Regions from separate parts of the Homo sapiens genome. Here region 1 is linked to region 2. The links are chromatin loops, found by intact Hi-C in ENCODE. Cell type or tissue: heart right ventricle. All regions are shown on one strand. Links, peaks and the distances in the headings refer to the core of each region. The heading gives the core; the rest is flanking DNA. Region 1 overlaps KANK1 (KN motif and ankyrin repeat domains 1). Region 2 holds the start of LOC107987042 (phosphatidylinositol 4,5-bisphosphate 5-phosphatase A-like).

Region 1 (12,644 bases), core at 2,019-10,018, 52 kb after region 2:
TAGCATTAAGAGAAATACCTAATGTAAATGACGAGCTAATGGGTACAGCACACCAACATGGCACATGTATGCATACGTAACAAGCCTGCATGTTGTGCACATGTACCCTAGAACTTAAATTTAAAAAAGGGGTTTAAATACATTACACATAACATTAAAACTGGAGGGGAAAAAAACAAACAAACCTCAAAACCAGTTGGTTACTTTCCATGAAATTGGACAGCTGTTGCCATTAAGTTGCAAGCTCTACAGCTAGCTACATGACTGGTACATCAGTTTTGAGATTTGTTCCCTTGTCAAAGGTTTAACTTTGATGGAAGGTTGGTCTCACATTCTGGTGTTTGGACATCCCTTAGCTAGGGCATGTCTGGTCAAAAAGACCTTTGTGGCAAGCCAGATGTCCTATCACCTCGCTATTGGGAAGGGGGCCTCTCTAAAACTCTGCACCTGGTCAGGTTATAGACACCAGGGGATCTTTCTTTGACCACCAAAGGCTCCCTTCCAGTGGTAGAGTTGCTGTTGCTGCCTTACCCCATCCTCTCCTCTTAGATTCACCGAGGATTGTTCGGGTGGTGACAGTCTCTTAGGGCAGGGAACTCTGCAGAGGGAGAGCGGAGGAGCTTCTGGCCAGACGTAGTTGTCTATGATCTTAGGGGTCTAGGTGTGGCTGAAACATGACAGTATTGCTTTGTTTCAGACTTGACACTGCCAGGCGCCTACTGCTTGACCTCTGTTTAAATGAGGGACTTCAAGACTAGACAGCATGGCTCTTTCAAGTTTACTGCATGAAGGAATTACACTAGGTCAAGTTAAAAGCAGACCACAAATGGTTACATTATACAAAGCTGTGAGGTTTTTAAACTTGTGACAAGGGACAGAAAGGAAATTCTACTCATTGCAAGGAAAACCTCATTCAAGCTTCAGCGAGCCACAGCAGTTAAAACCCATGAACATTTAGCTGGTTGTCCTTAGCCATTCCAATCTCTAAGAGGAACTGGCACATGTTCTTGTGCTGGTCACCCTGTAGCTGAATGACCTCCATATTCTGGATGCTCAATTACAGTATCATTGCAGGCAAATTTCTTTTTAAATGCCTTCATTGGTTTCTTTTTATCATAATCATCAGCAGTCCCTTGGACAGTAGTAAGGGTCTTCCTGCCATTTCTCTGTTGGATGAATTCTTATATGGATATAATCCTCAGTGCCAGCAGGACAGGTATCACCCTTACTTGTATCAGCAAAGGGGTGGAAAGAGTGGAGGTTCTGGACTGTGGACATACGATTGTTTTTCCTCAGTGGAAATGGCTGCAAAAGCGGGCGGTGGCGGGAGAAGGGGGAGATGAGTCCTTGGCAGTGGCGGCTCAGTGACTCGGGCCTCTTCAGATTCTTAACGTTAAAACACTAGTGCTTGATACGGTTTGGATTTGTGTCCCCACCCAAATCTTATGAGTTATAATCCTCCGTGCTGGAAGAGGGGCCTGGTGGGAAGTGATTAGATCATGGGGGCGGACTTCCCCCGAGAACTGGTTGTTTGAAAGTGCATAGCATTACCTTCTTCCCTCTTTTTCTCCTGCTCCCACCACATAGGACGTGCCACCTTCCCCTTCGCCATCCACCATGACTGTAAGTTTCCTGACGCTTCCCAGCCATGCTTCTTTACAGCCTGTGGAACTGTGAGTCGATTAAGCCTTTTTTCTTTATAAATTACCCAGTCTCAGGTAGTTCTTCATAGCAGTACAAGAACAGACTAATACAGTTCTCAAAGTGGGTTCCCAGAACAGCAGCATCAGCATTATTTTCTGGGAACTTATTAGAAATCCAAATTTTGGGGCCCATCCCAGACCTACTGAAGCAGGAACTCTGGGTTTGGGGCCCTGCAATCTGCATTTTGATAACCCGCTAGGTGACCCTGAGGTAGGCCAAAAGTTCTCAAAATCCCTATCTTCAAAGATGGGTTAACTGGGAAAAAAATTATGCCCTAAGGCTCCAAGAGCCAAGAATATCCTCTAATTTTAAGAAAATGATACCTAGGGATTTAGAAAACATCCCCCAGGAAGCCTAACTTTGTTTCACTCATTTATTCAAAAATATTGACTGAGAACTCAGCATGTAATAGGCACAGTGCTGGGCACTACAGTGGTGAACAAAATAAACTCAGTTCTTGCCTTTTTGAGGCTTATAGGCACGAACTATATGTGCACAAACAAAAAAAGTTATAAACGTATTATGCTAAATGCTACGAAGGAGAAAAAAACAGGTGTTGAGTGAGAATAACAGAGGTACCCTTCCTTAGGACTGAAGTTGAGGGTATGCAGATGTATAGGAATGGGTGGTCCTTAAGGGTCTTTCCACGGAAACAACATTGAAACTAAGACCTGAAGGATAAGTAGGAGTTAACTAGGGGAAAGGTGGAAGGTAAAAATGGTCCCAGGAACAGCATACAGCCCAGAAATAGACCCACACAGATGTGCCTATGCGATTTTTGACAAAGGCATTTCAGAAAAGAAAAACTCTTTCAGAAAAGGAAGGAAAGTCTTTTCAACAAACAGTGCTACAGCAATCTGGTATCTATAGTCAAAATAATGAATCTTCTTAACCGTCTGTCTTATACAAAAGTTAATTCCAAATGAATCTTAAATCTAAAATTAAAAAAAAAACTATAAAACTTAAGAAAACCTAGAAGATCTTTAAGACCTAGGGCTTAGAGAGGTCTAGACATAATACCAAAAGTAAGAGCCATAGAAATAAAAATTGACAATGCGGTCTTCATCAAAATTACAATCTTTTTTTTTCTTTAAAAGGTCTGGAGGCTCGGGGCCAGAAAGAGCTCCATATATTTCAGCTACTGAGTTTTTAAGAGAGGGAAAGAGTAGGTTGGGCTGAAGTGAGAGGTAAGCAGAGGCTAGGTTATGAGATTTGCTTAGTCCTGTTGGTCATAGTAGGAAGACTAGGTTTTCTTCTAAGTTAAAAGTCATTGATGGGTTTAAGCGGATGAGTAAAATAAAATAAATGATCTTATTTTTAAGTGTTTTGTTTATGCATAGGCTTCTTACTATCTTTAAAGAGAGGCAGCTCTGGGCTTTGTTTATCATCACGGGGAAAGGACACTGGACATTCCAGGAATAGTTTATTTAGATTTCACATAGAGGATTTCACATTGAAGATATAACCAACCCTTCCATTTAAAAAATACATGTATTTTTTCCACTGTTTAAAGCAGAATGGAACTGGGTATGGTGGTTCATGCCTGTAGTCCCAGTACTTGTGAGGCTGAGACAGGAGTTCGAGGCTGTAGTGAGCTATGATTGCACCTGTGAAGAGCCACTGCATTCCAGCCTGGGCAATTTAGGGAGAGCCTATACCACCCCCACACCACCACCACCAAGAAAACAGAAAGGCTCATGCCAAATGGAAATTTCCCATATTTTCTTGTGTTTTATTAAGAACATAAAAGTTCCTAACTTAAGCTTTACAGAGGTCAACTGTCTGACCTAGAAGGGGCTTTACAATTTGCTGCCTGATAAAAGCTCTCACAATGTTAAATTTATGTTACCAACGCAGCATACGCACCTCACCTGAAAATGGTTATGGGAAAAGCTGTAACCAGAGACTGAATTTGGAGTTTAAAAAGGCAGAACCAAATCAAAACCACAGTATCACCTCATACTCATTAGGATGGCCACTATTAAAAAAAAACAAGAACAAACAACAACAAAAAAACAAAGCATCGGTAGCATGTAGAGAAACTGGAACCCTACATTGGTGAGAGTTGTTGGTGAAACTGTAAAATGGTGCAGCTGCTACAGAAAACAGTATAGAGGTTCCTCAAAAAAATAAGAAATAGAACTACCATGAGATTCAAGAACCCTACTTCTGGGTATATGCCCAAAAGAACTAAAAACAGGAACTCGAAGAGACATTTGCATCCCCATGTTCACTACAGAATTATTCACAATGACCAACATGCAGAAGCAACCTAAAAGTCCATTAACAGATGAATGCCTAAGGAAAATGTGGTATATGCATACAATGGACTATTATCTAGCCTACAAAAAAGGAAATTCTATCACATGCTACAACATGAATAGAATGGAAACTTGAAGACACTATGCTAAGTGAAATAAGCCAATCACAAAAAGCCAAATTTCTATGACACATACATGTAATTAAAGTCATAGAAACAGAAAGTAGAAAGGTTGGTGCCAGCGGCTGGCACAGGGGGAAACAGAGTTGTTTGATGAGCACAGCATTTTAGTCATGTGAAATGGAAAAGTTCTAGAGATCTGTCATGGCATTGTGCATACAGTTAACAATAATGAAGTGTACACTTAAACATTCAGAGGGCAAATCTATGCTATGTGTTTTTCACCACAATAAAAAAAAAGGAAAAAAGTAGAAGTAGCATTTACGGTGCTCCAGTCACACTAAAGGTCAAGCTGCCTTATGTTGCTATCCTTTAGTGGAAATAAACCTCACTTAAGCTTTTCCCTTTTTAATACAGGAGACTCAGAACATTCTCTGCTTTTTTATTGTCACAGGCTCTCCTGCTAGGACAAGCACATCCCTTTAGTGATTCTTCAAGAGTTCTGCTGACGTTCACCTACCCACGCTAGACAGGCAAATATTCAGGCACCGGGAGGGAGTAGGGGCATCTGCCATGGAGATGTCCTTTAAAAATGGGAAATGACTGAAAAAGCCTGATCCCATTCTGTTGAGGAATGCCTTGGAGAATAGCAGTATGGTCACAGACTGACCAATGACAGGCCACACCCAGGAGACAGAGCCTTGTCCCCTGGTCAGCATGAGGTAGAGGCAAAAGGGAAGACCACTGGCTCAGCCCCACCCATTTCCCAAGGACACTTTCATAGCCTCTAATTCAAATATCAACCACTTCTGCCATGTTCAGCTGAGAAAATTCAACAAGCCAGGGGAAACAGATTCCACAGACGGGACTTAAACTCTTTCCTCCTCACGCGAAGGTCTTGTCTCTCCCTCTCTCCTTCTGAACAGGCTCTGACAGCAAGGTCTCAACTCCACCACGCTGGGAAAGGCGCCAGACTGTGGGACCTGCCAGATAAAAGGCTTCACCCCTAACCCAGGCCTGAAAGGTTGGGCTCAAGCCAGAGACACAGGATGAAGCCATGTCCCAAGAAGACTGGCTCCCAGAGCCTGCGGTCTGACAGCAAGAAAGTGCCAAAAGTGACTAGCTCCTGCAACGAGGCTCTGGGGCATTACTAAACTTTCAGCCTCTTAGGGCAGTAACCCCTAAAGGGCAGGGTCTGAGGCAAGGAGGAAGCCAGAAGGCAAGATCCTCAAACTCCGTGAATCCTGGGACTCAGTTACAAAGGGGAAAGGCCTGTTACTACATGTGTCATACTAAAGCAAAATTAATTTACAAACATTTGATTGAAACTCTGAGTAAGCAGGTAGGGAGAAGCAAAAACAAAACGTTTTAGCCATCAAGGGAAGGGAAATAGTCATTAATGGCAAAATATTTATTGTTTCTAAGGTATCTGAAATCTCAATGACATTGCTTTTATTTGTTCTATACTACGTAAAAATATATAAAAACTGTGTGTTGATAAGCACTTACATAGGTCAACACTTTCTAACCACCTCACTACTCAAAGTGTAGACCCCTGGGCAATCTTAGCAGCATCTGCCTGACTTGATTTAAAAAAGCAGCATTTTGGGCCCTACCCTAGACCTACAGAATCAATCTGCATTCCAGCAAGACCCCCAGGTGATTTGTATGCACACTGAAGTGGAAGGAGCACTGGTTTAACCTTTATTTTTCCTCATCAAGTCTTAAGCTTCCTAACCCATTACCTTTTATCTGGAGCAACCTACAGTAATGGTTCACAATCTTGGATTTTTTTTTTTTTTTTTTTTTAGACAGAATTTTGCTCTTGTTTCCCAGGCTGGAGTGCAATGGAGTGATCTCCACTCACCGCAACCTCTGCCTCCCGGGTTCAAGCGATTCTCCTGCCTCAGCCTCCCGAGTAGCTGGGATTACAAGCGTGTGCCATCATGCCCGACTAATTTCTTGTATTTTTAGTAGAGACGAGGTTTCACCACGTTAGCCAGGCTGGTCCCGAGCTCCTGACCGCAGGTGATCCACTCGCCTTGGCCTCCTAGAGTGCTGGGGTTACAGGCGTGAGCTACCACGCCCGGCTGGATGATTATTAGAATTACTGTCTAGGTCTCATCAAAGACCAATTGAACTAATCTCTGGGGGTGAGACCTGAGCAGAAGTATATTTCAAAGCTCCTCCAGGAGATTCCAACTGCTACATTTGAGAGTTATTGGTCTATTCCAGTGGTTCTCAAAACGTGTTCCGAGATCAGCAGCATCACCATCACTAGGGAACTTGAACTTGGCAGAAAACCACATTTCTTTTTCCTTCCTCCCTTTATCTCTCTCTCTCTCTCTCTCTCTCTCTCTCTCTCACACACACACACACAAATGCATATTGTGACTATGCTTATTAAAAAGGAACTCAGTAAAACTTGAGGAAATTCTCAGAAAGCAGGTATTCTGGTATCTCTTTCAAACAATATATTGGTACCTGAAACAAAAATATTTATGTCTTAGAAGGGTGACTTAAAATTCATTTAAAAATGTGGATGCTGCTAGGTGCTCATGGGCTCATAGGGTCAAAGCAGACAATGGATGAGAAACGATTGAGTGGTAAATATATTACATTGTCCCTTCTGGTTGAGTTAGTGTTTGAAAAAAAAAATTCTATTGTCCTGTGAGTGGTTTGCAAACAAGTGACACTCTATGGGGCTTACCTGATAGCAAGAGAATAGTAGTTCCTCCAGATCTGGTAATATACTATTCCAAGATTCTCCCAGAGATTTTGATTCAGTGAGTCTGACATGGTGTTAAAATTTACATTTCTAACAAACATTCTCAACTGATTCTTGTCTTCAGCAAAATTTGGAAAACACCCTGCCTTCTAAGACTGTTATTCTCTGGGCCACTGTTTCTCAAAGTCTGGCCGTGGACCAGTGATGTCAGCATCACCTGAGGACTTATTAGAAATGCTTGGGCCCCACAACGGGCTACTGAATCAGAGACTCTTCAGGTAAGTCCAGTCATCAGTGTGTTAACTGCTGCATGTGGTCATTTTCAAAACTTACATCTTTTAAGTAAAAACGATCTGCTCTTATTCAAATACCTAATTTCTGGTAAGAAGCCACTCAATTTCAGCCTCAGTTTGTGTCTTTCATGTGGAAGCATGAAAGGGCATAATGAACAGTCTTTGGCTGTAACCAGGAAGTATCCATGTGGAAAGGAACAGGGTGGCACACTCTGCAAAAAATGAAAGCAGTTGTGCTAGTGTGATGGGAGCTTTAAAAAGTATTACATAATTTTACTTTTATTGGAATGACAATCTAACAGCAACTGTAAACACAAAGACAACACTAAGTATCCAATGTGATGAGGCTTGTTCATCTTCCTAGTTGCTATCCTCTCCTTCTTTTTTATTTGAAGAAAACATATCTGCAACAAAGGTATGAAAACCAAACCAGATCACAGTTCTGTTACCTCCAAATGCAAAAGAACTGCTTGAAAACAGGGGAGCACAAGACAAAGGACATTCAGAACCCAGGGACAGGCTTTACAGGGCTCTTGAAACCTCCGAAATCAAATGCAAAGTTTTGTGGTTTTCAGCAAACTTGCATCGTTCAAGGGAAAGGTTTTGCAGCCTTTATTAAATATCCAAAAGAGGCCAGACCCAAGGAAAGTCAATAACCTCTGAATTTCCATGTATCTCACTGAATGCAGATCTGAACAAAAGTCCTATTAATTTAATCTTCTCTTATATGACAAAAAAAATTCTCTTACCTGGAAACCTTTTGCTCTGGCCTTAAAAACTGCTTGTGAGAACTGGAGACTCATCCACCAGAGCAGAGCTTGGAGACAAGCAAAGTAGTAGCACTAGAGAGACCACGAGCCTGGGAACCGCATTTTCATTTCCAGTTGGCCTCGAACTACCTCTGGGACTCTGGGAACGTTACTTAAATGCTCTGGGCCTCAGACTCTTCATGTCCAGACTAGGACAGCCCTAATGACACTTCCAGGCCTGACAGACATTCTATGATTATGCTCTTCTAAATCCTGGGCCCAAAGGGAACACAAGGCTTCCTTGAGCTGACGTTGCTAAATAAAGTTAAGGCCATATGGGATGCTGTGTATGAGTCAGCAGGACACAGGTCTTGCCTCACAGGACCCAGCTGTGCGCAGAAAGCTTCTCTGGCACAGTGAGGACTATTCAGAGAATTCCCACCGCCAACGCCGGAACAGATGCTGAAACACCTGGGCTCTGTGTTCTCCTCTAACTCAGCTCCCAGGGTGGCTACTTTTTCCCCATCCCTTCCAAATTAAGTTTTCTATTCCCTCTCCATGTACTAGTACTAAATATTCAACAATAAAGAAATGCATGACAGAGAAAGTAAAAAATCAGCCGTAATTCTACTACTATCAACGCTTTGGTGTATTGCTTCCCAGTTCTTTCTTGTGGTTTTATAAGCATGTATGTACCTATACATTCTTCCCAAATGTTCCTTTGTAACTTTTAACTTCATATTATAGTCATCTTCCTAAGATAACAACCACATCTCTCTTTTATGGCTGCATAGTATTCCCCTTTCATCTTTGTCTCATTTGACCTTCCTTTATTGTTGAATATTTAGATTGTTTCTTCACACTGCAAACACTTTATTTTACTTTTGAGACACAGTTTCGCTCTTGTCGCCCAGGCTGGAGTGCAATGGCACGATCTCGGCTCACTGCAAACTCTGCCTACCAGATTCAAGTGATTCTCTTGCCTCAGCCTCCTGAGTAGCTGGGATTACAGGTGCAGACCACTATGTCTGGCTAATTTTTTTGTATTTTTAGTAGATACGGGGTTTCACCATGTTGGCCAGGCTGGTCTCGAACTCCTGACCTCAGATGATCCACCCGCCTTAGCCTCCCAAAGTGCTGGGATTACAGGAGTAAACCGTCGCACCTGGCCCACACTGCAAACACTCTGATGAATGTACTTCTACATATAGCTTTCTGTACCTGTCCAATAATTCCAAACACATATTTGCAATAATTAATTATAAATGGGTAAATTACAAGAAATGAATCTGTGAGATGAAGAAAATAGGGCCTACACATTCTAATGGATAATGTCAGGTTGTCCTTCAAAAAGCAGGTATTAATTTATATTCTCTCCAAAATGTTATAGCAGGGCTAATGAAACTAGATTCCATTCCTAAATTTATTGCTTTGAACATAGTAAACACATCCTCAAAACAATGTTTCAAAAATCCCAGTATACTATTAATTTTAATATAGCAACTTTAGTTTTTTATCATGGGATTCTACATTTATTTTTCATTTCTGGCTCAGAGCAATTTATATTTTATAAAACTCAACCTCTGTATATCATACAAACATTATCTATGTTGGTAAATTTGTAGATAATTTTTGAAATTCTCTCATCCACAAGTCTAAGAACTGAAAATCCCTAACTCACTTAGAGCATTTCATTATCCACTACATTATATGGAGCCTGATGTGTAAAACAATTAATCAAAATAGAGATGTGAATGAACTCCAGACTTCTGTCCTAAGACTGAAGACATCATTGTGTTGAGAGAACAGGCTGAGTATGGAACAGAGTTGGAGCCAAGGTAACTTGTGGAACGAACAAGCATTCCTTTATCCTTTCAACAGAGGATGTATCCAATGCATGGTACTTACACATACACCCAACACATGCAGATGCTTAGGGAAAATGCCAGTAAGTCACAGAAGAAAGTTCTAGCTATTCCTGCCACTGTTAGGCCACGTTTCCTAAATTAGTATGATGGAAGCAGAAATTAACACAGCCAACTCTGTATTATATAAAAAGACAGAAAATTTTTCAGGAATTTTGAAGCAATGAAACAAACTAGATTTTCTTAAAAGGAAGAGAACAAAGAATATAAAGAAAAATATAAAATGCACATGTATTAACACACCACTTGTTTTGGAGGTGCTCTTACAGAAATAAAACCCCATTCCTAAGGACATATGTATGATTTTTAGTGTTGTATGACCATAAAATTCTTAGTCGCTATGCTTTAACAATTGAAGGGGTTCCGAAAACTGTCCCGATTCCAAATTCCTCCTTTCACAGATGAGGACTTTTTGTGAAATAGCAGAGGTTAAATAGCCAGAATATAGTCACACAAACTAGTTAGTGGTGGCCCTGTTGCTTTATTTAGAGGTGGAAAGAGAAGGCACATAACATCTTTTTTTCCTTTGACAGAAGCAGGAGGAAATGCAACTCTCCTTTGTGCATTTCTTCTCATTTCCTATTTTCTTAGTCTTCCAGCCCTTCCCTCCACTTCTTTCCTTGTAGCCTTTAATAGATGTAAAATAAGCCGTTACTGGAATTACAAATCCATGGACTGCAACATTTCTTTATTCATTTCATTAGCAGGAACATTGGGCCTCTGTTAGGGATACCTTAAGACTGGTAAAGAGACCGGGGACAATACTTAAGCTTTACAAGTCTGGGTGGTCCCTCTCACCCTAACCTCTAGCTAAAACACAGCTCCTCCTGCCAGTTGAGGGTCTGGTGTGTGCCACTCTCATCTGCATATTTCACAACAGGGATATGCAGAGTCACAGCCCACTGAAGCACACACTTCCTGACAACCTGCTACTCAAGTCATGGCCTGTGGTCCAGCAGCACCAGCATGCTCTACAGCTAGTTAGAAATGCAGAATCTTAGGCCCCCATCCTAGACCCAGGAGTAAGAATCTACATAACAAGAGTCTCACATTAAAGTGTGAGAAGCACTGTTTTAACAGAGATCTTTAAGCCACTTTCCCTTGCTGGAGAGTAAAAGAGGAATCGCACTAAAAATGTTCCATTCCCCTGATTTGTCTTTATTTCCTGATCTTTTACTTTCACTTTGCAAGAATTAAATAATATACATTCTTTGGCTCTAATAAGCACAGAGGCCAATCCCAAACTCCAATACAGCTGCCAACAGAGAAAGGTAGATTTATGTATTTGATTTTAACTCAGCATAATTTGCAATGAATTTGCAAGCTGCCCTGCAATGAAAATATTGGGATTGCATATTAATAAAACAGTAAAGTAATCCCTCCACCTTTATACAAATTTCATATTAATGCTGGCAGTAGGGACAGTTTTATTCTATTATATTGGGGATTGCAAGCAGTCTTACGAAGTAGCACCTTTCCCTCTGCTCAGAAAAACACAGGACTGCAGAATTTTCTCTCTAGGCTTTTGAACCTTTCAATCCTCTTTTCTCATTCTAAAAGGGCAACGGGGATGACGCAGAGAAGCTGCAATGTAGAGCCATCCTTTCAAGCTGCATCGCAACTGTCATCCCATGGGTCACACCAAAGGAGGTGCATATGTGGGCAGGGGGACAAAAGCATTTTACACCTCCCTGGTTGGCTGCCATGGGTGAATGATGGTCAAAAACGAGATCAGTACCAGCTTAACACATAGCTCACAGTGAATGAAAACCTTGATGGGCCTTTAAGAAGGAATGCCAGTCTTCAAGCCCCAACAAGCCATGCTATGGTGAAAACTACTGAAGTGTCAAAGCTACTGTTCTGTGCCACAGTGAACAAACACATGCTTTCGTTTTAACAGCTCATTAGGAAACCTGCTATAGTGTGTAGCTATAATCAGGCACTACTTACTTACATCTGTAAGCTGCATTCCAAGATATTACTGGACCAAATCCACACTCTGTAAATCAGCTCAGCTCAGTGACTGAAGTCAGTTATCACACATCTGTACAATTTCACTAATTTGCTGGCTCTTCATTTAATTTTCTTCTATGCTTTGAGCCAGGGTGACCAGATAAGGTGAGGTCCAAATTGGGACGCTTTCGAGGGTGTTAAAATGTTAAGTAGATGGGATGTAGGGACAAGAGACATAAACCAGGACAGGCAAACTGGGACATATAATCTCCCTACCTGTAAAGAACTAATGGGAAAGAAACAGAGGTGGAGAGGGAATAGCAATAAATAGAAATACTGGAAGACTGCTATGAAGACACTCTAGAAACCAACTATACAACACGTATCTTACATATATCCTTATATGCCAGGAGACTTAATATATTATCTTATTCACGAGATACAGTAAAAACATACCATGGGTACTAAGAAAGGCTGACAATAACGTCAGATGTCAGATGAAGCTGTGCTGTTCTCAGTGTCATCGCCACTTAGTATAAATGCCAACAAAATGATTTCTGGAATGAGAGTCTCCTAATAATACAAACATTCTCCCAGGAACTGCAATTGACATGCAAGTACATTGTTTTCCTCACTTTAACTAGAGTCTCATCCCTGGATTATCTACATGGTTTCAGAATAAAGAGTCTCCCAGCTTCTATTTTAAACCAAACATGACAACTGACATGTCCGCAGCTTTATAATTTTACAGTGTTTTCACATGCATTGTCTTAGATAAGCTTCAAAACAGCTTCATGAGATACTCTCCCCCGCAACAGATAAAGAAATTGAAGCTCAAAGACGTGAGCTCCCCTTGGCCTGCGATTCTGCAACCGCACTTATTACACTCTACCTTTGTTACTATCATGTTGC
Region 2 (12,644 bases), core at 2,128-10,127:
CAACCAGATAGTTGTCGTTAATATTTATCTGCCCCACACCTGACTCTTTGGTCTTCACAGCTGATGGCCTGTCAAACCCAGAATGGCCAGAAAGCAACGTTCCAACACCAATGGACCGCGTCTTGGTGGAGGAGTTGATGTCCTTGACACGGCCTTCTCCTACAGCTACTGTCCGCGTCTCCACAGTCTGGGTGCTGGTCTGCTTGTCCAAAGTGCTTAGACAAGTGTTGGTGCAGGACTCTATGAGGGTGGCCGTCTCGGTGTTGGTGAACTGGTGCACCTGTTCCAAATCTGTGCTAGTGTCCTGGTCTGCAGTACGAGGCACTGCCATGACGGCAGCTTCCACCTGGCTAACAGCCTCAGTGTTCACGCCCCGGGAGGCGCACTCCTTTGGAGAGCAGACGGTCACGTCAACAGAACAATCTCCACAACCGATAGACCGCACTTCTTTGAGATTCAAGTTTGTCTTGAGGAGTGTGAGGTCGTTCACAGACTCCTCTGTGTTGCTGCCTGTTTCGCAGACGCTGACTTCCACACTCACACTCTTGTCACACATTTCCACAGACCTCCCAGCACATCGGTCATGCATTTCCACCCTCTCCTTAACAATCCACCAATTCATAGGCAGCTCAGGCCCTACGACTTTATTCTTACATTCAGGCTGGCAGGAGATGCCTACACTGTTTGTTTCCACGGAGGTCCCAACACACGTGTCCACCAGGTCCATGTGACTGCCGACCATTTGGTCTCTGGTCTGCACCACTGCCTCCACCACCTTACTGAAAACAAGCGGCTGGGCCATCGTGGCTTTGTCAACCTTTTTCCTCGATCCAGCAGCCTGCAGCTCTTGTTTCAGTTTAGTCATCTCCCGGTCATGGGTGGTTTCTCTAAGCTGTACTTCTAGGCGATAGATCTTTTCCTTCAAGGATTCTATGGTCTGCTGTTGCAGCTCAATTTCTTTGTCAGCTTCAGTCATCACTCCAAGCATGGCCTCTGTCACGCTGACCCCACAATTTCTCATCTCAACAAGTGTCCCTACAGCTGCATCCTTACAGGACCTGGAGCCTCTGTGGTACACGACGATGTCGTTCATGTTCTCCTCGGCACCCACAGCCACAGACCGGCACTCTCCATTCTCCCTGAGCTCTGAGGAGGCCTCACAGCTGCTGTCCTGGATCTTCTGCTCCAGGGCTTGCATGTCTGCTGTAAGTTGCCGGAACTCCTTTATCCTCTGCGTGCTCTGTTCTACGGTCTCCATTTCTTCCTCCTCATAGTCAATGTATAATTCCCCGCCACTTCTTCGGGCCCGGGAGAGCTGTTCCAGCTGGGAGGCGTTCCCCGCACTATAGGACCGCTTCCTCACACCACAGACATTGATCTGGGATGCAGCCCTTTGGTTTTTCAGCTGTGAGACCAACTGCCTTTTCTCTTCTTGCAAGACAGAGATCTTTACCTGGAGCACAGGGATGGTTCGCACCTGCTCCTCCAGCTCCTTCAGGCGTTTCAGAGCAATGGCCATCTGCTCGCGGATGTGCTGCAGGTGCATGGGGCTCACGTTGGTCACTGGGGTGGAGATCCCTGAGCTCAGGGGGCTGTGGCGGATGGAGCTCCCCATGGAGGAAGTGGTGGGAGCAGCTGGGGCATAGCTACCATAATCCCCATTACCTTGGTATCCATTCTGAAGCTGGTGCTTGGCAGGATTGTGGTTTCCAGAACCCACAAAAGAAGGGAGGGAGCTTGTGGTGCCCATGCCTCCAAAACTGGCCAGCCTGGGCCTTCTGAACTCACCCGGTGTCATCTGCATGGTGGCTCTCTCCTGTTCCAGTCTTCTCCGGGTCTCCATCAGTGTCTTGGTGACATGAAGGTTATGCTTTGGGAGTTGTGGTGAGGGAGGTGGCAGCTGTCGATTTTCTGGGATGGTAAGAAAAGGGAGTGAGGTCTCCAGAGGGGGAGGTGGCTTTGAGATTGGAGTTGATGTAACTTGACTTCTGGCTATGAGGAAGTTGGGGCACTGCTTGTTGTCATCACTGTTGGAGGATGAGAGGGATTCAGTGGAAGTCCATATACCTTGCTGACCAGATGTGGTCCTGGGTTCTGGGCATGGCACGGACGGCTTCCGCCTCTTCTGGATGTTCAGTCTTTTGATGGTATTTCCCTTCTGTATGTCATCCACATATTTGAGGAAATCTAAGTCTAGTTGATAACCATAGGGGGTCTCCACAAAGTAAGGGTCTTTCTGTTCCTTGTCCTGGTCTCCACTGAGAATATCACCTGCTTTTCCTAGAAGAGGGAGAAAAGAATATTATAATGACATGCAATACACCTAATGGTAAAAACTAATATTTGTGTTTGTTGCAGTACAGCAAGCTGGTATGATTTTAAGAGTTGACACACCTATGTTTTGAACCTGGATCTACAACAGCTGGGTAAGCAAGTTTTTTTTGTTTTTTTTTGTTTTTTTTTTTTTTGAGACAGGTCATTCTGTCACCCAGGCTGGAGCTGCAATGGCATGATCTCGGTTCACTGCAGCCTCCGTCTCCTGGGATCAAGCAATTCTCCTACCTCAGCCTCCTGAGTTGCTGGGATTACAGGGGTGCACCACCACGCCTGGCTAATTTTTACACTTTTAGTAGAGACAGGGTTTCACCATGTTGGCCAGGCTGGTCTCGAACTCCTGACCTTAGGTGATCCACCCAACCTGGCCTCCCAAAGTGCTGGGATTACAGGCGTGAGCCACTGCGCCCGGCTTGGGTAAGCAAGTTAATAAACCTCTCTTAACTTCAGTTTCTCCCTGAGTAAAAATGGAGATGCAAATATTTAACTCACAGGCTTAAAAACAATGTAATGAGATAATGATTGTATTATTTTTTAAAACTGTATGTTAGATTCAGGGAGTACATGTGCAGGCTTGTTACAAGGATATATTGTGTAATGATGAGCTTTGAGCTTCTAGTGTACACATCACCCAAATAGTGCACACCGTACTCAATAGGTAATTTTTCAACCCTCACTCCCCTCTTTCCCCACTTTTGTAGTCTAAAATGTCTACTATTTCCATCTTTTTCCATCTTTATGTCCATCAGTACTCAGAGATAATGATTAAGAGACAAGCACATAGTAAGTCCTTACTAAATATTTTTAAAAGAATTCATTATAAAAGACACGAAAGGCTGGGCACGGTGCTCACTCCTGTAATCCCAGCACTTTGGGAGGCCAAGGCGGGTGGATCACCTGAGGTCAAGAGTTTGAGACCAGCCTGGCCAACACGTGGTAAAACCTCGTCCCTACTAAAAATAAAAAATTGGCTGGGCATGGTGGCAGGCGCCTGTAATCCCAGTTACTTGGGAGGCTGAGGCAGGAGAATTGCTTGAATCCAGGAGGTGGAGGTTGCAGTGAGGCGAGGTCACACCATTGCATTCTAGCCTGGGCAACAGAGCAAAAACTCCGTCTCAATTAAAAAAAAAAAAAAAAAAGACATGAAAGCATTGTCCAGTAGATAATTTCATTGGTCATCTACAGTCTCTTGGAATATAGACAGCAGACATTAAGATTCCTGTTTTTCAAAGTGTTATCTGAGGCACACAAAAAAACTAAAAGTCAGTAGCAGACAGACAAAGTCAGCAGCATAACCAGGAGGCCTGGGATGAGATGTCCCTGCTGCTGTCTTTTGCAGACTGGGCTGCCTTTCTAAATGGAGGTCAAGGGCACTCAGCTCCTGACTACCTCCATGGGCTTACAATTTGCCTTGGCACCTCCCCGGCTGAGAAAGCTGGGGCATGGGATATTTAGTGATTAACTCTGGCAGCATGAGTAGAAGCACACAGAGGAAAGACTTCAACTCTATTTTGTGTTTTCCACTTCTCAGTTTCTCTCCTCATTTAAAAACAAAACCAAACCCTGTCTTAACTGTAGGAAGAGTTTTCTCCGTGTTGACTCCTTTTGGACAAAACATTCCCTATCCCAGGAACACCTTGTTTTGTATTGTCATGAGTTCAAACAGATGCAAAGAATGAAGATAAGGGCAAAACCTACATACTCCAACCACTGGATCATGTGGCACTCAGTAAATACTACTTAAGGCTAAACCAGACATTTAAAAGAGGAAACACAAGAACCTTTCAAAGCGCAGACCTTGTCGCTGACCTGGGCTATGCATTTCAAACTTAAAAGCAAGGTCATTTTTATTTTTTTAAATTGTAGGATCAGGTCATGTGTTGTTTTCCCAGAGCCACGCTAATAAGCTGCGCATTTTTAGAGCTATGGAAAGAACTCAAAAGCAATGAGTGAAAATGTAAGCCATCAGTCTCCCTGCCCTCTCCTGAGTATACAAACCCACTTGACTGCTGTCCAGTTTGAAGTAACTTCCAGCAAACCTGGTTGCTGTCTGCCCTCCCAACCCCCAGCACTGCCGAACATTTACACCCGACAGTGTGAATGCTGTGAAGAACACTTCTGCTTCCATCTGCCCGCTTTCTTCCCAAATGTTGGAAAGAAAGTACAAAAATAAGATTGCCAAGCAGAGGAATAAAAAGGACGTATATTCCTTACGTCCCAATTTAAAACAATATTAAATTGCTCTAGCTGTTCGATTCTAACACGTGTGGGAAGTGAATTCTATGTGAAAGAAGTGCCCAGCAGCAGTCATGCTCTAGCCTAAGAATGGGAGGGCTGGTCGGGAGGGCTGTGCCTGGAAACTTGTGCTCGTGTTAAAAGAACGTAGCTGTCCTTCTCTCTTTCCCTTTTAACTTTCATCTCCACATGGAGAAGGTGATCACTCAAAATATGCAGCCAGACCTGTCTCCAGTACTGTCTGAAATTCCATTAACAGGAGAGAAGCTGCAGCAGCCAGACCTGTCTCCAGGACTGTCTGAAATTCCATTAACAGGAGAGAAGCTGCAGCAGCCAGACCTGTCTCCAGGACTGTCTGAAATTCCATTAACAGGAGAGAAGCTGCAGCAGCCAGACCTGTCTCCAGGACTGTCTGAAACTCCATTAACAGGAGAGAAGCTGCAGCAGCCAGACCTGTCTCCAGGACTGTCTGAAACTCCATTAACAGGAGAGAAGCTGCAGCAGCCAGACCTGTCTCCAGGAATGTCTGAAACTCCATTAACAGGAGAGAAGCTGCAGCAGCCAGACCTGTCTCCAGGACTGTCTGAAACTCCATTAACAGGAGAGAAGCTGCAGCAGCCAGACCTGTCTCCAGGACTGTCTGAAACTCCATTAACAGGAGAGAAGCTGCAGCAGCCAGACCTGTCTCCAGGACTGTCTGAAACTCCATTAACAGGAGAGAAGCTGCAGCAGCCAGACCTGTCTCCAGGAATGTCTGAAACTCCATTAACAGGAGAGAAGCTGCAGCAGCCAGACCTGTCTCCAGGACTGTCTGAAACTCCATTAACAGGAGAGAAGCTGCAGCAGCCAGACCTGTCTCCAGGACTGTCTGAAACTCCATTAACAGGAGAGAAGCTGCAGCAGCCAGACCTGTCTCCAGGAATGTCTGAAACTCCATTAACAGGAGAGAAGCTGCAGCAGCCAGACCTGTCTCCAGGACTGTCTGAAACTCCATTAACAGGAGAGAAGCTGCAGCAGCCAGACCTGTCTCCAGGACTGTCTGAAACTCCATTAACAGGAGAGAAGCTGCAGCTTGGCTGTCAGGCAGGCTGATCCGGGCCTCCCGGGATGTGTGTGTGGGAGCCGGCGGGTCTAAGCTGGACTCCCGTAGGCCTGCGGTGGAGTGAAGCGGCCCAGCAGTGCGCACCTTCCCGGCCGGCCCCCCTCGCCCAGGCCCCCCGGAATTCGGCCAGCGGTGGCCGCCCCACGCCGCTCGCAGCTCACCTACCACGTGGCGCCCGCCGCGCTCCCCGCCAGCCCGCGCTGCCCCGCACAGCTCGCTCCAGCTCAGCCGGACCCGGCCTCGGGCGCCCTCGATCCTCACCCCGTGAGGAGAAGTTTCAACATTCGTGTAAACTTGGCCGGCCACGCTCGGATGCCATAGGCTGAGCTTTCACCGGCGAGGTCTCCCTCCGGCTGCAGTGACACCACCCCCGCCGCACTCAGCTGTTCCGCATTCCCTGTTTTCTTAATGAAAACAGGAAACCGGTATCTTCTGAAAATGTGTGTTCTTCACTCCCGCTTTGCCAGCTGATTTTTAAATAAAGCTAGCACTTTAAGCATCTCTACAGAGAGGCTCTGTTTTTCCTATACTAGTCACTGCTTCATGAAAGAGTCTGTGTCCTCCTGCCCAGCCCTCGGTCACCTGAGGAGGTGCAGAGGCACAATCAGCCCCACTGTTCTCTGCGGGTTCTCAGGATCCGGGCAGCACTCACTGGTTCCAGAGCACTGCCTGACTCTTCTCAGCCCTGGGCTTATGACACGTGGCAAGTAGTTATCCTTTATCATTAATTTCAACTGAGCCTTTGCCACTGATGAAAAGTTCTTCTTAAAAAATGAAAGAAAAACAAACCTTTTTCCAGATACGAAAGTAGTACATGCTTGTAAAACATTAAAAAAAAAAAAAAGCCACATACAGATAATTTAAAGAACGTAAAAAAAGGGCACTCAGATCCTACCATCAAGTGGCAAGCGTTAATATTTTGGTGTAACTCCTACTTTTTCTATACTTTTCCCACTTAAGGATTTTCAGTAGGAAAGATGAACTGACTCAACATCAGTATTTAAAACACAACAAAACTTATCACAGTTTTTACCAAAACCTAACTGGTCCATCTTTAGTTATTTCTTTAGTTCACCTTGTAGAAATCACAAAAAGCATGTATCACGTTGTATTACCCCCAAATGAACTTTGGACTTCTGGGAATCAGAAGAGGTTAGAATTTAACTAAGTTAGGCTTGCTTATTTCCTAATACTGCTCAAACCAGGCTACCCAAAGGACTTGTAATTCAAGTTTCATTCTCCAGCAAGTAAAAAAGTAAGATGTGTTTTCAAGGTGTCATTTTCACAAACAATTGTCCATGGTAAAAATTATTCTACAATAAAACTACCCGGTGTCATTATTTTTTTAATATCCTGTTTTCTAGTGTATGTTTACATACATCAACATAAATTAGGCACTTATGAGTCCCTGATTTATTTCCCAACTTTAACAAGACGAAAACACTTTTTTGTCTTTTGTACCAGACTATAAGCACCCAGAGAGCAAAAAACTTAATTAAAAAAAATTTTTTTTGGAGAGCACGCTGGCTCATGCCTGTAATCCCAGCACTTTGGGAGACCGAGGAGGGTGGATCACTTGAAGGTCAGGAGCTCGAGACCAACCTGGCCAACATGGTGAAACCCCATCTCCACTAAAAATATAAAAAATTACCCAAGCATAGTGGCGGGCACCTGTAATCCCAGCTACTTGGGAGGCTGAGGCAGGAGAATCGCTTGAACCTGGGAGGTGAAGGTTGCAGTGAGCCAAGATCACACACATTGCACTCCAGCCTGGGCAACAAGAGCAAAACTTCATCTCCGCCCCCACCCCCCCAAAAAAAATATACATTTTTTTTTTCATTGCTTCCTCTCCCAACCACACACCAATTATCAACATGCTGGGAAGAAAGGAGATGTCTGACAACGTTTACTGAAGGAATAAATAACTGAATATATAGTATAACATAATAAACTTGCTAGAGTGCAGTGGCGCCATCTTGGCTCACTGCAACCTCCACCTCCCTGGTTCAAGGGATTCTCCTGCCTCGTCCTCCCGAGGAGCTGGGATTACAGGCGTGTGCCACCACGCCCAGCTACTTTTTGTATTTTTAGTAGAGATGGGGTTTCACTATGTTGGCCAGGCTGGTCTCAAACTCCTGACCTCAGGTAATCTGCCTGCCTCGGCCTCCCAAAGTGCTGGGATTACAGCTGTGAGCCACTGTGCCTGGCCAACAGAATAAGATAATAAACTTTGAAAAACATCTTGATGCTCTGAAGACAGAAGTTGTTCGTTAAATATTAGTGTTAAGGACATTTCTTCCATGATATTGTTTCAGTTGTTATCTTTAGGTTGTGGAATTATAGATGATTTTTATTCTTTATATTTTATAATTTTTACAACACGTGGGTATTGCTCTTTTTTTTTTTTTTTTTTTTTTTTTGAGACAGGGTCCGACTCTGTTGCCCAGGCTGGAGTGACGTGGTGCGATCATGGCTCACTATAGTCTCTATCTCCTGGGCTCAAGTGATCCTCCCGCCTCAGCTTCCTGAGTAGCTGGGAACTATAGGTATGTAGCACCACGCCTGGCTAATTTTAATTTTTTAAAATTATTTTTAATAGAGATGAGTTCTTGCTATTTTGCTCAGGCTGGTCTTGAACTCCTGGCCTCAAGCAATCCTCCCACCTCAGCCTCTCAACATGCTGGAATTACAGGTGTAAGCCACTATACCTGGCCTGGGCATTTGTCTTAAAATATATTACAAGAAGTCTCTGTTTGGAAGGCAAATGGAATTGACTGCAATAAAATGAGAAAGTTCACTTGGGAGGTGAATGAATAGGGGTGGCCATGGCAAAGACAGCTTGATGTTCTTTAGTATGCATTATCCCCTCCTTCCACACTAATAGGGGCAAATAAAAGTCTGTAAGCAGAAGTGTCATGTAGTATACCCCAGGAACCTCCATTAAGAAACACAGAAATAATCCTTTCACCTATGTTCTTCTTTGTGCCTTCCTCCATCCTGCTGCCTGGAATGCAGATGTGATGACTAGAACACTAGTGTAACTTTGAAACATGAGTTCATATCTAGGGGTGGAGGAACGATGTACTAGAAGGAACTTGGGCCTCAAAGGACTTTGTGGATCAGAGCTACTATAACATTTCTAAAAAGCCTACCTCTATACTTTTAAGTGAAAAAGATATAAAGGTCTATTTTGTTTTAGCTATCGTTTGTTTTGGGTCTTGTTTACTTGGAGTTACACTGAATTCTAACAGGTACTACAGTTCTTCCCCCTTTCCCTCTCAAAAATTAAGACTAGATCTTAAAAAGGAGAAAGACGCTAAATTATTAACTGGAAAAGTGTTACAATAAAACTTAAATTATTAATTCAGGATCAAGAGGAAGTATAAAAACAACAGTTTTGGCCGGGCACAGTGGCTCACGCCTGTAATCCCAGCACTTTGGGAGGCCGAGGTGGGCAGATTGCCTGAGGTCAGGAGTTCAAGACCAGTCTGTCCAACATGGTGAAACCAGGTCTCTACTAAAAATGCAAAAAATTTAGCTGGGCATGGTGGTGTGCACCTGTAATCCCAGCTATTCAGGAGGCTGAGGCAGGGGAATTGCTTGAACCAGAGAGGTGGAGGTTGCAGTGTGTCAAGATCACGCCACTGCATTCCAGCCTGGGTGACAGAGCAAGACTCCGTCTCAAAAAAAAAAGAGCAGTTTAAAAAAAAAAATCTACCTGGGTTATAAAGAGACTCTTAACTAAGCCTTTTTGGACTAACAGAACTATGCCTGCTTTTGCACAGTCAAAATTCCACTGGCTATATCTGCAACTGAAATCCTGAGAGTAATAGCTTCCAACTAAATATTCTGGAATTGGAGGGCTGTCCCTGGTGTTTACAAAAATTTTTTGAATGTCTGGAAATCCAGTGGTGGAGACTGCTCCTGGCACCACCTCTACTTTCATTATATAAACATTTATTGAAAGCTTAATTGGCTACAGAAAATGGTCCTATTCAGTGGAAGGAGTAAGAGGAAAAATTTTTAAGAAATAAAATCAGATATAGTCTAGCTGAGAGATGACTACCAAACACCCTTAACACTAATTGAGATCAGTGACAAAGGCATATATCAACAATGCAGGCCATGAGTGGAGACTCATGCCTGTAATCCCAGCACTTTGGGAGGCCAGGGTGGGCAGTTCACTTGAGATCAGGAGTTCGAGACCAGCCTGGCCAACATGGTGAAACCCTGTCTCTACTGAAAATACAAAAATTAGCTGGGTGTGGTGGCACATGCCTGTAAACCCAGCTACTTGGGAGGCTGAGGCAGGAGAATCGCTTGAACCTGGGAGGCGGAGGCTACAGTGAACCGAGATTGCACCACCGCATTCCAGCCTGGGCAACAGAGAGAGACTCCGTCTGAAAAAACCCCAAAAAACAACAACCCCGCCCCCACTCCAAAAAACCAAAACACAATGCAGTATGAAAGTATGTAAACTAGTGATCAAAACAGAACCGAGTTAACGAGAGATGAGTTCTGAAGACAAGGTAAATGACCAGAGTAAAAAGGTGAAGAGCCAGGACAGAACCTGTTGGTGCTGCTGAAGGAATGCCAAGGTTAGACAAGGGGAAGAAGATGAGTACAGGAGAGGCCACCAATCTCACATCCTGGAGCAGGGCAAGTTTTTCCACTGAAACTAGGGGCTAAAAGGCATCAACAAAGATCGTCTTGACAATTGTGCGTGCGTGAGACTGACGTAGGGAAAGAGGCTACATTCAATAGGACCAGTTAAAATGTTATAATACCCAGTGGGAAGTGCAGACCGAATAAAACATTTATTCACACATTCGACTTACATTTATAATTGATATTGATAATAAAGGCACATGAATTAATTTCTGCTTTCTGTCTCTGTCTCTCTTTCTCTATCTCTCTAGTTTTCTATGGATCTTCACTTACTATTTACCATGCACTGTTCTCGGAGCTGGGGGCACCGAACAAAATGGACAAAGTCTCTGTTCTCACAAGGCTCACAGTCTAGTGGGGATGGGGTGCATAGAAAAGTAATTAAAGGCAGAAGTGAAGCAAACAGCTACATGACAGCTGGCATTGCCAGAATTTATACCAGCGTCTCAAGGTAAGTGGATGGCCTGCTAACTAACACTGGGCTCCATGTTGTCTTAGGTTGGCATCATCTCTGAGCCAACTCACTCCTAGACACCAAGGGTCACAGAGTCCATTTCCTCCCTCTCGCTCCCAACTAAGTTTGCACACTCTGCAATTTGGGGTAACCAAACACCAATGCAACGGCATCGATTAAAGAAAACTCTCCAAGTTCAGACCAAATTCCTCTGTGTTCAGAGAAAAGGTGAAATCAACAAACTGATGGCAAGTCTGCTCCTTATTTATATATTCATCTCCTATAAAACTTAGTGCTCTGTGAGAGGGGCCCAATTTACTGCCTCAAGAACAGTGAGAAATTTGCTTGCAATTCTTCTGCATTAACAAAGTGAAATGGAGTTATGGATATTTCAAAAATCATTTCATCTAGATTCATAAAGTACTATATGATTTTAACTTTTAATGAAACTAAACTTGCTGTCCAAATAATACATGGTTTTGAAAGACATAAAAATTAACGTACTCACCAGGAAGAAGATTAGATCGCAGGAAACTAGTCGAGTACTAACCTGCTTGCAGTGATTCTCAACTGGAGGTAATTTTTCTTTTAAACCAACCAAACGAGGCATGGAGGTGATTTTGCCCCCGCGAAGGGACATTTGGCAATGCCTGAAGATATTTATTGTTGTCGCTGCTTGGGGTGCTACCCGAATCTAGTGTGTAGAGGCCAGAGCTGCTGCACACATTTTGCCATGCACAAGACAGGCCCTCCTTCCCCCAACAAAGAATTATCTAGCTCATAATGTCAGTAGCGCTGAGGCTGAGAAAGCCTGTGCTGGGGACAGCGAGAAGAATAAAAATTCACAGATAGCAACTGAAATTTTGGCCATATAATCTGTATTCTTCCATTGGGCGCGGAGGCTCATGCCTGTAATCCCAGCACTTTGGGAGGCCAAGGCGGCTGGATCACCTGAGGTGGGGAGTTCGAGACCAACATGGAGAAACCCCACCTCTACTAAAAATACAAAATTAGCCCAGCATGGTGGTGCATGCCTGTAATCCCAGGTACTTGCGAGGCTGAGGCAGGAAAATTGCTTGAACCTGTGAGGCAGAGGTTGTGGTGAGCCAAGATCATGACATTGCACTCCAGCCTGGGCAAGAGTGAAACTCCATTTCAAAAAAAAATCTGTAGTCTTCAAGTCTTTCATTTCCTATTGGGGCCAATAACACTACGCTCAAGTGCTCAAGTGATAAAAAATGCCACTTTTGAGTAAAGAAAAGCATTCAATACTTTCTACATACTCTACCACAATGAGCCATTCTTTAATATGAGCAAAAAGCACTGGGGTGAAATAATGTGTCCTGTGGACTTTAAAACGGAGGAGACTTTGATATTATTACTTTATCTATTAATTAGGACACACTGACTTCTTTGTTCTGATTTCACTGCTGCACACTCTAGGCCCAGTTACTGACTGACGGTGCTGTGAAAAATAATTACACCCCTGTGCCACAACTTTCACACACTATTTATGTGTTTTTCTTCGCCAGATACCACACCTGACTGTTGAAACTGAAGAACTTTGCTAATTCCCATTAATGTTATTGTCCCCTCTCACATGAAGCATGAAGATTTTGCTTGAAGAGCTGAGTCAGTCCTAGAGAAGTACATAATTATCACAGATTTCCACATTTAAAAGCCCCAGAGTGTAAGCATCCTGCTGTTCAAAGCAGTCAAAAAGATCCCACGTCAGCAGGAAAGCAAACCAGTAGGATGAACTCAGGAAGAGAGGCAAGTTCTCATGAAGCTAATTACTCAGAGTATGAGAGTAATTAAGTTAGCACATCAACTTTTCCAGGAGTGGAAAGT

What was found. A loop is a pair of places that touch in the nucleus more often than their neighbours do. Peaks named below come from ENCODE experiments on the same cell type or tissue, not always from the same donor. Only the 100,000 strongest peaks of a DNase experiment are listed, where the experiment ranks them.
Region 1: a loop joins it to region 2, with 1.8 times the contacts of the local background. A loop is called at or near these places in 14 of 110 quality-filtered maps.

What each region holds. Positions count from the first base shown.
Region 1 is chr9:648,620-661,263 of GRCh38, reverse strand. All of the region lies in intron 1 of KANK1 (KN motif and ankyrin repeat domains 1), which reads right to left. It also overlaps the pseudogene EIF1P1. Among named protein-coding and RNA genes, the nearest start is that of KANK1-AS1, 31 kb to the left of the region's middle. In heart right ventricle, for the core only: no CTCF peak of the experiment used is centred there; DNase peaks (open chromatin) are centred at 5,063 and 8,253; H3K27ac peaks cover 8,000 bases.
Region 2 is chr9:700,440-713,083 of GRCh38, reverse strand. KANK1 (KN motif and ankyrin repeat domains 1) reads right to left here. Exons shown (of 12, transcript NM_015158.5): 3 at 1-2,280. LOC107987042 (phosphatidylinositol 4,5-bisphosphate 5-phosphatase A-like) reads left to right here and starts at 2,442. Exons shown (of 1, transcript XM_017015393.3): 1 at 2,442-6,176. The coding sequence starts at 4,759. The coding sequence ends at 5,661. In heart right ventricle, for the core only: no CTCF peak of the experiment used is centred there; a DNase peak (open chromatin) is centred at 5,973; H3K4me3 peaks cover 1,872 bases; H3K27ac peaks cover 5,949 bases.